Linked DNA regions of Homo sapiens: region 1 is linked to region 2. The links are chromatin contacts, found by POLR2A ChIA-PET in ENCODE. All regions are on one chromosome and are shown on one strand. The core of a region is the stretch at or near the end of the contact, and the rest is flanking DNA. Distances in the headings are between cores, read along the strand shown. Region 1 has its middle 17 kb from the start of SNORD12. Region 2 overlaps NCOA3 (nuclear receptor coactivator 3).

Region 1 (5,014 bases), core at 765-3,264, 1.7 Mb before region 2:
GCTTGAACCCTGGAGGCAGAGGATGCAGTGAGCCGAGATCATGCCACTGTACTCCAGCCTGGGTAACGAGAGCAAAACTCTGTCTCTTAAAAAAAAAAAAAGTGAAGTAATGCATATTTTAATTAGCTTGATTTAGCCATTCCACAACATATACATATTCCAAAACATCGTGTTGTACACAGTAAATATATACAACTTTTATTTGTCCATTAAATATAAAATGTGATGTCACCTGATGTGCCCAGCATCATCATGTATGACGCTTTCTTGCCAAAATATTTAACTTGATCTTATCAAAACTTTAGATTGACTCTCCAATTTACAGGGGATGCAGGATACAGAGGAACAAATGAAGTGACACCCCCAGAAGGCAACACTCAGATGAATCCAGAAGGTGAGACGTTCTCTAGGACAAGCCCCTATGGTAAAGGGGAAGAAAGGGTGGTGCTAGGCTGGAAGAACCTGAAGGACCTAATGGCCTCCAGTCACACATATCCTCTGCCAGCTGTACAGGACTTTTGTGGACAAATGGGAAATTTATTGATGTGAAAAAATGGAGATGGTTAACTGACAGAGGTTACAAAACAGCACTATAGGCCGGGCGTGGTGGCTTACACCTAGAATCCCAGCACTTTGGGAGGCCAAGGCAGGTGGATCACATGAGGTTGGGAATTCGAGACCAGTGTGGCCAACACAGCAAAACCCCGTCCCTACCAAAAATACAAAAATTAGCTGGGCGTGGTGGTGGGCACCTGTAGTCCCAACTACTCGGGAGGCTGAGGCAGGAGAATCACTTGAACCTGGGAGGCAGAGATTGCAGTGAGCCGAGATCACACCACTGCATTCCAGCCTGGGAAACAGAGTAAGACTGTCTTAAAAACAAAAACAAAAAACAAAACAAAACAAAAAAAAAACAGCATTATGGTATGATCCCACTTTGGTAAAGAATACATACAGTGTATATATAAACATGTAGAAAAAGACCTAGAAGTGGCCTGACGCAGTGGCTCACACCTGTAATCCCAGCACTTTGGGAGGCCGAGGCGGGCGAATCACCTGAATCAGGAGTTCGAGACCAGCCTGCACAACATGGTGAAACCCCGTCTCTACTAAAAATACAAAAATTAGCCAGGCATGGTGGCAGGCACCTGTAATCCCAGCTACTCGGGAGGCTGAGGCAGGAGAATCGCTTGAACCTGGGAGGCAGAGGTTGCAGTGAGCTGAGACTCTTCTCAAAAAAAAAAAAAAAAAAGACCTAGAAGTATATAAAATAAAATAAGGTTCAACAGTGGAGTCTGAGTTGTGTCAGTATTTTCTTGTTTTTATCCTTCTGTACTTCCCTCAACAGTGCACCACATATTCTGCTTTGGTTTTTGTTGTTGTTTGTTGTTGTTTTTTTCTGATTTAGTAATAAAGTTTTTTTTAACATTTTATTTGGAAATAACTATTGATTCACAGAGAACTGCGAAAATAGTATGTAGAATATCAAGTACACTTCAACCAGCTTCCCCCAAGTGTGACATCTTTTTTTTTTTCTGTTTTGTAATTTTAATTGAAGAAATTGCTTTTTTTGTTGTTGCTTTGTTTTTAACAGGGTCACCAGCCTGGCAGTCACAGAAAACGCATTTGGCAACTTCCTGCAACTGTTGTGGAAATGACAGCAGGCCATGGTCCAAGCCAAAATGGAGAAGCCAGGCCTCGCAGAAGAAACCAGCAGGCAGCTCTGGGAGGCCATTTGCACAGAGCTTATTTTGAAGTCTTGGGGTTCAAATCCCAACTCTGCCTCTAGATAGTCACAACCCACTGGATAGAGAATAGTTCAAGCAGAATGTAATTTGAGACTAACAAAGGTGCGCCCAGGATATAAGGAAACCACATAAGCTAATGTTGACCCATGAAGCACCCCCTACACCTGATGGGGCAGGCAGGAAGCGGTTACCAGAGCCCAGAAAGTCAGGTGGGGAAGCACTTGAGGGGCTGTGGCCTTAGACAGAGGCAGCCAGGCTGAGGCATGTGCCTTAGGGGAGCACACATCTCAGCCTCACCCTCCCTGCCTCCTGGGGAACCTTGAGGCCACCAGACAAGGAGCCATTAATGCAGTTCACGCTCCCAGGAGCATTGAGCAGAGAGGAGCAGAGAGGACAAGGGTGAGAAGGGGATCGGAGGCGCTAAGGAAGACACTGGCAGAGCCATTTATTGTGCATCTGAGGCAAGTCACTTCCCCTGCCCAATCTGTTTCCTTGTCTGTAAAACTGGGATGTTACCTCACTCACTTGAGGTGAGGAATAAATTATTTAAAACATATAATGGTGGCTCACACCAGTAATCCCAATACTTTGGGAGGTTGAGGCAGGAGGATCGCTTGAGCCCAGGAGAGATCAGCCTGGGAAACAAAGGGAGACACTGTCTCTACAAAAAAATAGAAAAATTAGCCGGGCACAGTAGCACAAACCTGTAGTCCCAGCTATTCGGGAGGCTGAGGCAGGAGGCTCGCTTGAGCCCAGGAGTTTGAGGCTGCAGTGAGCTGCGATCACACCACTGCACTCCAGCGTGGGTGACAGAGTGAGACTCTGTCTCAAAAAATAAATAAATAAAAATAAAACGTGGAAAGTACCTAGCATGAAGCCCAGTAGGAAATTTTTTAAAAGGCAGTTGTTGTTATTATAACTCAAGTGGGGAGAAATCAGGCTGAGAGAGGTACATTAGAGTTGGCTGAAAGGTACGACAGCGAGGGATGTTTGAGGCAGCCTAACATACACTATGATAAATACCACCACACTCAACAAGCAGCCTCTCTCCCTGTAAAAACATCAGGTCAACCTGGGCAGAGGCAGAAGACTGCACATGCTGCCATTTTAACATCAAGGCAAAAAAAAAAAGTTCTCACTCACTTGGCCCACTCCCATCTCAACCCTTCCTACCCACACAGTGGGGCCAGTCTATTTTAGCAAAAGACCATTTAGTTAAAGGAGGCTGACAAGGAAAGGATCCAGATTTCTCCTTTTCTGTCTTTTAAAAAAAGCCACAGATATAAATAAGCCCAAGACCGTCTGTTTCTGCCACCTTCTAAACAGACCTGTGATGAATTAATATCAGGACCATGGGAGACTGTGACCGAAGGATGGGTTAGGCTGGCCGCAGACCCAGCCAATTCCACAAGCCCAGGCTTTGAAGCCAGTTTGGAAACTAGCCATCAGGAAACTCCACAAACCTCAATTTATCCCAGACAATTTTGGAGGAAAAACCCAAGTCAGCAAAGAATATGGAAATTACTGAGAAGGTACGAGGTCCACGGAGGCTGCATCTTAAAGAATGATTGCCATCGGCCGGGCGCAGTGGTTCACACCTGTAATCACAGCACTTTGGGAGGCCGAGGCGGGCAGATCATGAGGTTAGGAGATCAAGACCATCCTGGCCAACATGGTGAAACTCTGTCTCTACTAAAAATACAAAAATTAGCTGGGTGTGGTGGTGCATGCCTGTAATCCCAGCTACTCGGGAGGCTGAGGCAGGAGAATCACTTGAACTAGGGAGGTGGAGGTTGCAGTGAGCTGAGATCACGCCACAGCACTCCAGCCTGGCGACAGAGCGACACTCCATTTCAAGGAAAAAAAAAAAGAAATTCAAATTTAACTGAGCATCCTATGTTTCAGGGGGCATCCCAGCTCAGGAATGACAAGAACAGTGCTGAAAGGGACACAGCTCAAGCTACAGAGGTCTCCAACTGGTGGCCTCCAGGCCATATGAGGCCCATGCATTGTGTGTTGCTCAGTCTTCACAGTTTATAAAATTGGAACAGGCTACAAACATTTCAAAGAACTTTAAAGGATTTCTTGCCTCTTTAAAAATGGGAAGCTCCAACCATGCAGGTAGAAGCTGCCCCACTATGGGAACATAATGGGGACAGAAGGGAATGTGGAAAAGTGAAAACTGATCACTGACTTGTTAGGATGGAGAAATTGTGAATAAATCTGTTTAGGGGTTGTTTATTGCATAAGGAGTCTGGAAGTGACAATGTCAGTAGCCCATGCCTGGAGAACCGGCCCTCTGCAGGCTCCACTGCTGCGGTCCCAGAAGTGCTGGCTGCAGTGTCTGAAAAACTTGCCCATCTGCACCATCTCTGCCAGACGGACTTGTACTTCCCTCTTTCCAGGCACAAGATGAAGGCCTCTTGCCATGGGCTGGAGAAATCAGTCGCTACAACACCCCTTGCAGACACAGGCTGGAGCTGCAAGTCCTGGGAGAGACCTGCTCTATCTTCTCTGGCAATTGTGGCCACTACTAGAGGAGCTCAGGCAGGCAAAATCTAGGAAAAGAAAAAGAAGATTGAGCCAATGGCTAATACATAACAGAGCCGGGATTTAAACCCAAGTCTAGCTCCAGAGCCTATGTTTGTTTTTAACATTTTTAAAAAGCACTTTCGGAGGGTGAGGCAGGAGGATCACTTGAGACCAGGAGTTTGAGATCAACTCCAGCAACATAGTGAGACCCCTATCTCTAAAAAAATTTAAAAATTAGCTGAGTGTGGTAGCACGCACCTGTAGTCACAGCTACTCAGGAGGCTGAGGTGGGAGGATTGCTTGAACCCGGAAGGTGGAGGCTGCAGTGAGCTAAGATCGCACCATTGCACTCCAGCCTGGGTGACAGAGCAAGACCCTGTCTCAAAAATAAATAATAAAAAAATTGTCATACAATAAAACTATTTTTTTATTTTGCTGTACAGTTCTATAAATCTGGGTTTTTGTTTTGTTTCGAGACGGAGTCTCACTCTATTGCCCAGGCTGGAGTGCAATGGTGCGATCTCAGCTCACTGCAGCCTCCACCTTCCAGGTTCAAGTGATTCTCCTGCCTCAGCCTCCCAAGTAGCTGGGATTACAGGCACGCGCCACCACGCCTAGCTAATTTTTGTATTTTTAGTAGAGATGGAGAGATGGGGTTTCACGATGTTGGCCGGGGTGGTCTCAAATTCCTAACCTCAGGTGATCCACCCACCTGGGCCTCCCAAAGTGCTGGG
Region 2 (4,938 bases), core at 2,291-4,790:
AAAATAGAGGCTACAATGAGTTTGTTCACCTGCAACACTGATGTTACAAAAATTAAGACTGTAGAAATAAATGTAAAGCTAATAAAAGACTTTTGGGTTGATTTTTCAAAGAAAAGATATTGAAGGTAGAACAGAGAGATGTCCTTCTTATAAAGCAAAGAGGTTGGAGCAGATCTGTAACTCTAGCAACACGACACGGCAAGTCTGACTCACAAGACTTCCTGAATAGGTCATCATCTGTACTGCTGCTTAGTCTGTGGCTCAGTCCTTTTTTTCCTGACCTCACAGCTTATTACTCTTCAGTAATCATTAAATAACTTTAAATTCAAAAGAATCCTTTTTTAAAAATGTTTCCGGGCCAGTTTCAGTAGCTCACACCTGTAATCCCAACGCTTTGGGAGGCTGGGGCAAGAGGATTGCTTGAGCCCAGCAGTTTGAGACCAGCCTGGGCAACATAGTGAGATTCTGTCTCTGCAAAAAACACAAAAATTAGCTGGGCATGGCAGCATGTGCCTGTGGTCCCAGCTATTTAGGAAGCTCAGGTAAGAGGATCACTTGAGCCCAGGAGGTCAAGTCTGCAGTGAACCATGATCACCGCACTCTGGCCTGGGGGACAGAGCAAGATCCCGTCTCAAAACAGTAACAATAATAATAGTTTCCATATCCCTAGAAGTTATGTGTCTGATAATAGAATTTGTCTTTTCAAATAAATCTCTAAAGCCATTATTCATCTGATGACAACAATACAAATAATGAATAAGAAAATATATATCAAAAAGTTAAAAAATAAAAAAAGCTTTCAACATTATTTGCTTTCTGGAGGGTGGGGTAGCACTGGTAAAAAGGTTAAAAGGTATCAGAACTGAAAACTCAATAAAACCCTTGACCCTCTCCATTCCTCTCCAAAAAATAGCTACCGTCTTATGTGGAGCTAAACATTTATACCATTAGGTCAAGATTGCTTCAGGGAAGAAATGTGCAGTAAGCAAAAATATAAAATACTGCAAAGAGGAGGAGAAGTACATCATTCAATTTAAAATACAACATTAAAAAATAAAAATAAAAAATAAAATACAACATAGCTTGGTTTTTTCTTTGTTGCTATTCAAATGTTAGTTTCATGATCCATAACTTTTTTTTTTTTTTTGAGACGGAGTCTCGCCCTGTCACCCGGGCTGGAGTGCAGTGGTGCAATCTCGGCTCACCACAATCTCTGCCTCCCGAGTTCAAGGAATTCCCCTGCCTCGGCCTCCTGAGTAGCTGGGACTACAGGTGTGCACCACCACAACCAGCTAATTTTTTTGTATTTTAGTAGAGATGGGGTTTCACCATGTTGGCCAGGATGGTCTCAAACTCCTGACCTCGTGACATGATCCATAACTTTAAAGAACTTTTTTTCTGTACTTCACAAAACCTGCCTATCCATGTCTAGTAAATGAAGCTGGGGGCACCTCATTATTATTAGAGAATATCTGAGGCAAGAAAATTTTATTACGAACTTCTGTAAAATCATCCATACACCTAAACTGGTTAAAACCAAAACCTACTTCACCAAGTATCTTAAGAGTGGTCACTGTTCAACATATCGGGTGTCATCCACATAGAAAAAGGAAATAGTATCCCCTATGCTAAGTGCTTGGGGTAGATGAATTGTTGATCAAAACAGGAATTTTTTTGCCTTCAAGGAGCTGATGACTCGGTGTGAGGAATTAACAAACTAGTAAGTAGATCATCAGAAATTGTATTATATGCTACAAAACGTCTTTATTTAAAATTAATGGCCGATTTGTGATTCAGAAACAGAAACAACTGAGTACCAGACATATCCTATAATGTTATACAGCTGTTCAAAGTCCTAAATCTCTATAGTAGATATGTTTCTTACTAATAAAAGAAGTAGATTCAGGTTAACAACTAAATGCCCCTGAAATTGGCCAAACTTCAGATTGGTTAGCTCAGACCTCCTCCGTATTTAAGCAGCACAGAATAGAGGCAGCTGTAGCAGGAACTGGGTGTGCTACAAGATACCAAATACAACAAGGTGAAAGGTTTAAGTCAAATGCTTCTAGAGTTCCAACCAAATTCACTAGATTTCAAGCCTTTTGATCTCAGGATTCCTTTACCTCTTAAAAACTGGAAACCTGTAATAACTTCTGCTATGTGGGTTATGTCAGTATTCACCATATTAGAAATTAAAACTTAAGAAACATTCACCTTTTTTTTTTTTTTTTTTTTGGAGACAGGGTCTCAGCTCTGTCACCCAGGCTGGAGTGCAATGGTGTGATCACGGCTCACTGTAGCCTCGATCTGCTGGTCTGAAGTGATCCTCCCACCTCAGCCTCCCGAGTAGCTGGAACCACACGCATGTGCCACCATGCCCAGCTGATTTTTTTAATTTTTAGTACAGACCAGGTCTTGCTATGTTTCCCAGGCTGGTCTCCAACTCCTAGGCTCAAGCAATTCTCCCACCTCGGCCTCACAAAGTGTTGGAATTACAGGCATGAGCCACCAAGCCGGACTCATTCACTTTTTTGGTTTATTTGTTTTGTTTTGTTTTTTGAGATGGAGTTTTGCTCTTGTCACCCAGGCTGGGCTGGAGTGCAATGCCGCAATCTTGACTCACTGCAACCTCCACCTCCCCAGTTCGAGCGATTCTCCTGCCCCAGCCTCCCAAGTAGTTGGGATTACAGGTGCCCGCCACCATGCCCGGCTAATTTTTGTATTTTTAGTAGAGACAGGGTTTCACCATGTTGGCCAGGCTAGTCTCAAACTCCTGACCTCAGGTGATATACCTGCCTGGCCTCCTAAAGTGCTGGGATTACAGGCATGAGCCACTATACCTGGCCCTCATTCACTTTTTAAAGCCCATCATATATTAACATAAATAACAATTTTTGCAAAAAACAAAACTTCTGAAACAATGAGAATTATAAAATAATTAAAAACATATATTTGCATATAATTACCTGACTTAATAGAAAACAGTTATTTACTTCTGCATTCAATCCGGTGCAATGTTATCTTGATTTAAGGATATAAAGAAAATCTGGCCTCACAAAGACATGTACTTGTAAAAGGAAGGACTATTTTAATAAACTTTTATAAATAATTATGGATATTTCTTGATATTACACTAAAACAACTGGTAATTTCTTAAAGGTGAGTTTTATAGGAGAGAAAAAAATAATTTTTCCTCTACCCTATCTGAGTTCTAAGTTGGGTCAGACCCCTTAACAAAAGACAAATTAACAAGAGAAAATCAGAAATATAATAAATATATCTCATGTATCCATGAGAGATACCCAGAGAAATGAGTAAATCTTTTCATTTCTAAGAGGTGGCTTAGAATTCAGACTTAAATATCATCTTCAGCTGAAACAAATAAAGAAGGGCACAGGGGCTAGGGAGCAATAGTTATGGAGAGGTGACCAAGAAAAGCATGGTAAACAACAGTAAGGCTTGTTATACAGATTTAAGTCTATGCCTTCTCCATTAGTAAGTTTCTAGTGATTGAGTCATCCTTTTCCTGGTAATGAGGAAGACACCCTTACAAGGGAGATTTCCTTTATAGATATAAATTTTCCCTTACAAAAGGGTAACTTCTACTCTGTTTTCAGAACTTCTCCTGTGTCTGCTTCTCAAAATAATCCTTACACCAAACAGGCATATTTTAGGGTGGTATATTCTAGTCTCCTACAGTTGCAAAGTGGAATCTGAAACCATATAAATGAATTTTCATGCTGTCTCATTAAAATGCATTGGATCTAACTTGCACTCTGAACAGATCTTTAACCCATGCATCACTGTATAATCAAACACCGGGTCATTTAGATAATACTGGTTCACTGAGTTAAAGTAGATCTTTCAAATGCTGGTACATTTCATTACACAATTTTTTTAACCCACATTCATTAATGTCACCACCCATCTCATCAGGAAAGTAATAAAAGGCTGTTATGCTCATGGTGGCCGATTCAAGTTTACTTACTTATAATTTCACTTGAAGCTCAAATTTTATCACTGTCAACCAATACAGTCAGATGTTTTCCCTGTAGTGACAGGTTCACCTCACTCAATTTGAAGACAGTCTCCAAATAACCAAGACTCAATAGCCATGGTTTGTCACTCATCCAAGTAAAAATGGTGTTCCATGAAAAAAGTGGGTACTTCAGTTCACAACGCAAACTGCGCAAGTGCTTTTCCCGGAGACAGCCATCATACTTTGGCAGGCAGAAGTCTTTGTGCACATTTTCCATTCTCATCACACAGAACATTAAAACGACAGTACTTAAGGGTACAGTGAAAGGTACTTAAGGAAAAAAGGGAATGAGGGCCAGGTGTAGTGTTGCTGCTTCATCATGGACAATCCTCAGTGGAAAACTGATTTTTTTTTTTCTTTATGAGCTCCTGGCAGTGAAGAATGCAATGTCTACCTAGGAGCGGAGTCTGGCGCCACTGCCTTAATTCATGGTAAGGTGTCAGCAATTTTATGCATCACCGCATTTCCACCATCGGTGCAAACACCAACGGGATGAAAATAGCAAATAACACATTAGCATTATTATGAGAATAGTCTTAACCATGTAGAACCCTTAAAAGGTTCTCAGAGACTACCGGGAGTCCACGCACCACACGTTGAGAGCCACTATATTAGATTAAGGTTGGGGCTGAGAGCCTGAAACTGGGTCTGGCTTCTCCAAGATACCCCACGTTCATGTAATAAATGTTTTAGGGCCAGGAGCAGTGGCTCATGCCTATAATCCCAATACTTTGGGAGGCTACAGTAGAGGGTCACTTGCCAGAAGTTCAAGACCAGCCTGGGCAATGTGGCAGGACACTGTCTCTACAAAATACAAAAAAATTAGTCAGGGGTGGTGGTAAGTAAATAAAGCAAGTAAGCAGATAAGTAAGTAAATAAACAGATGCTTTAGTATCTAC

What was found. ChIA-PET counts read pairs that join two places held with the same protein, here RNA polymerase II (POLR2A).
Region 1: POLR2A ChIA-PET joins it to region 2 with 11 read pairs in activated CD4-positive, alpha-beta T cell. The contact joins two enhancer-like sites. POLR2A ChIA-PET finds 5 or more read pairs at or near these places in 2 of 52 experiments (WTC11 and activated CD4-positive, alpha-beta T cell).

The regions. Positions count from the first base shown.
Region 1 is chr20:49,294,695-49,299,708 of GRCh38, reverse strand. No RefSeq gene overlaps it. Among named protein-coding and RNA genes, the nearest start is that of SNORD12, 17 kb to the right of the region's middle. RefSeq lists enhancers at 2,020-2,582, 3,683-4,615, 4,616-5,014. Within about 2 kb of position 2,014, at least 6 of the 41 ENCODE cell types and tissues checked have a DNase peak (open chromatin) inside an H3K27ac peak, as active enhancers do.
Region 2 is chr20:47,605,938-47,610,875 of GRCh38, reverse strand. All of the region lies in intron 2 of NCOA3 (nuclear receptor coactivator 3), which reads right to left. Among named protein-coding and RNA genes, the nearest start is that of NCOA3, 110 kb to the right of the region's middle. Within about 2 kb of position 3,540, at least 2 of the 41 ENCODE cell types and tissues checked have a DNase peak (open chromatin) inside an H3K27ac peak, as active enhancers do.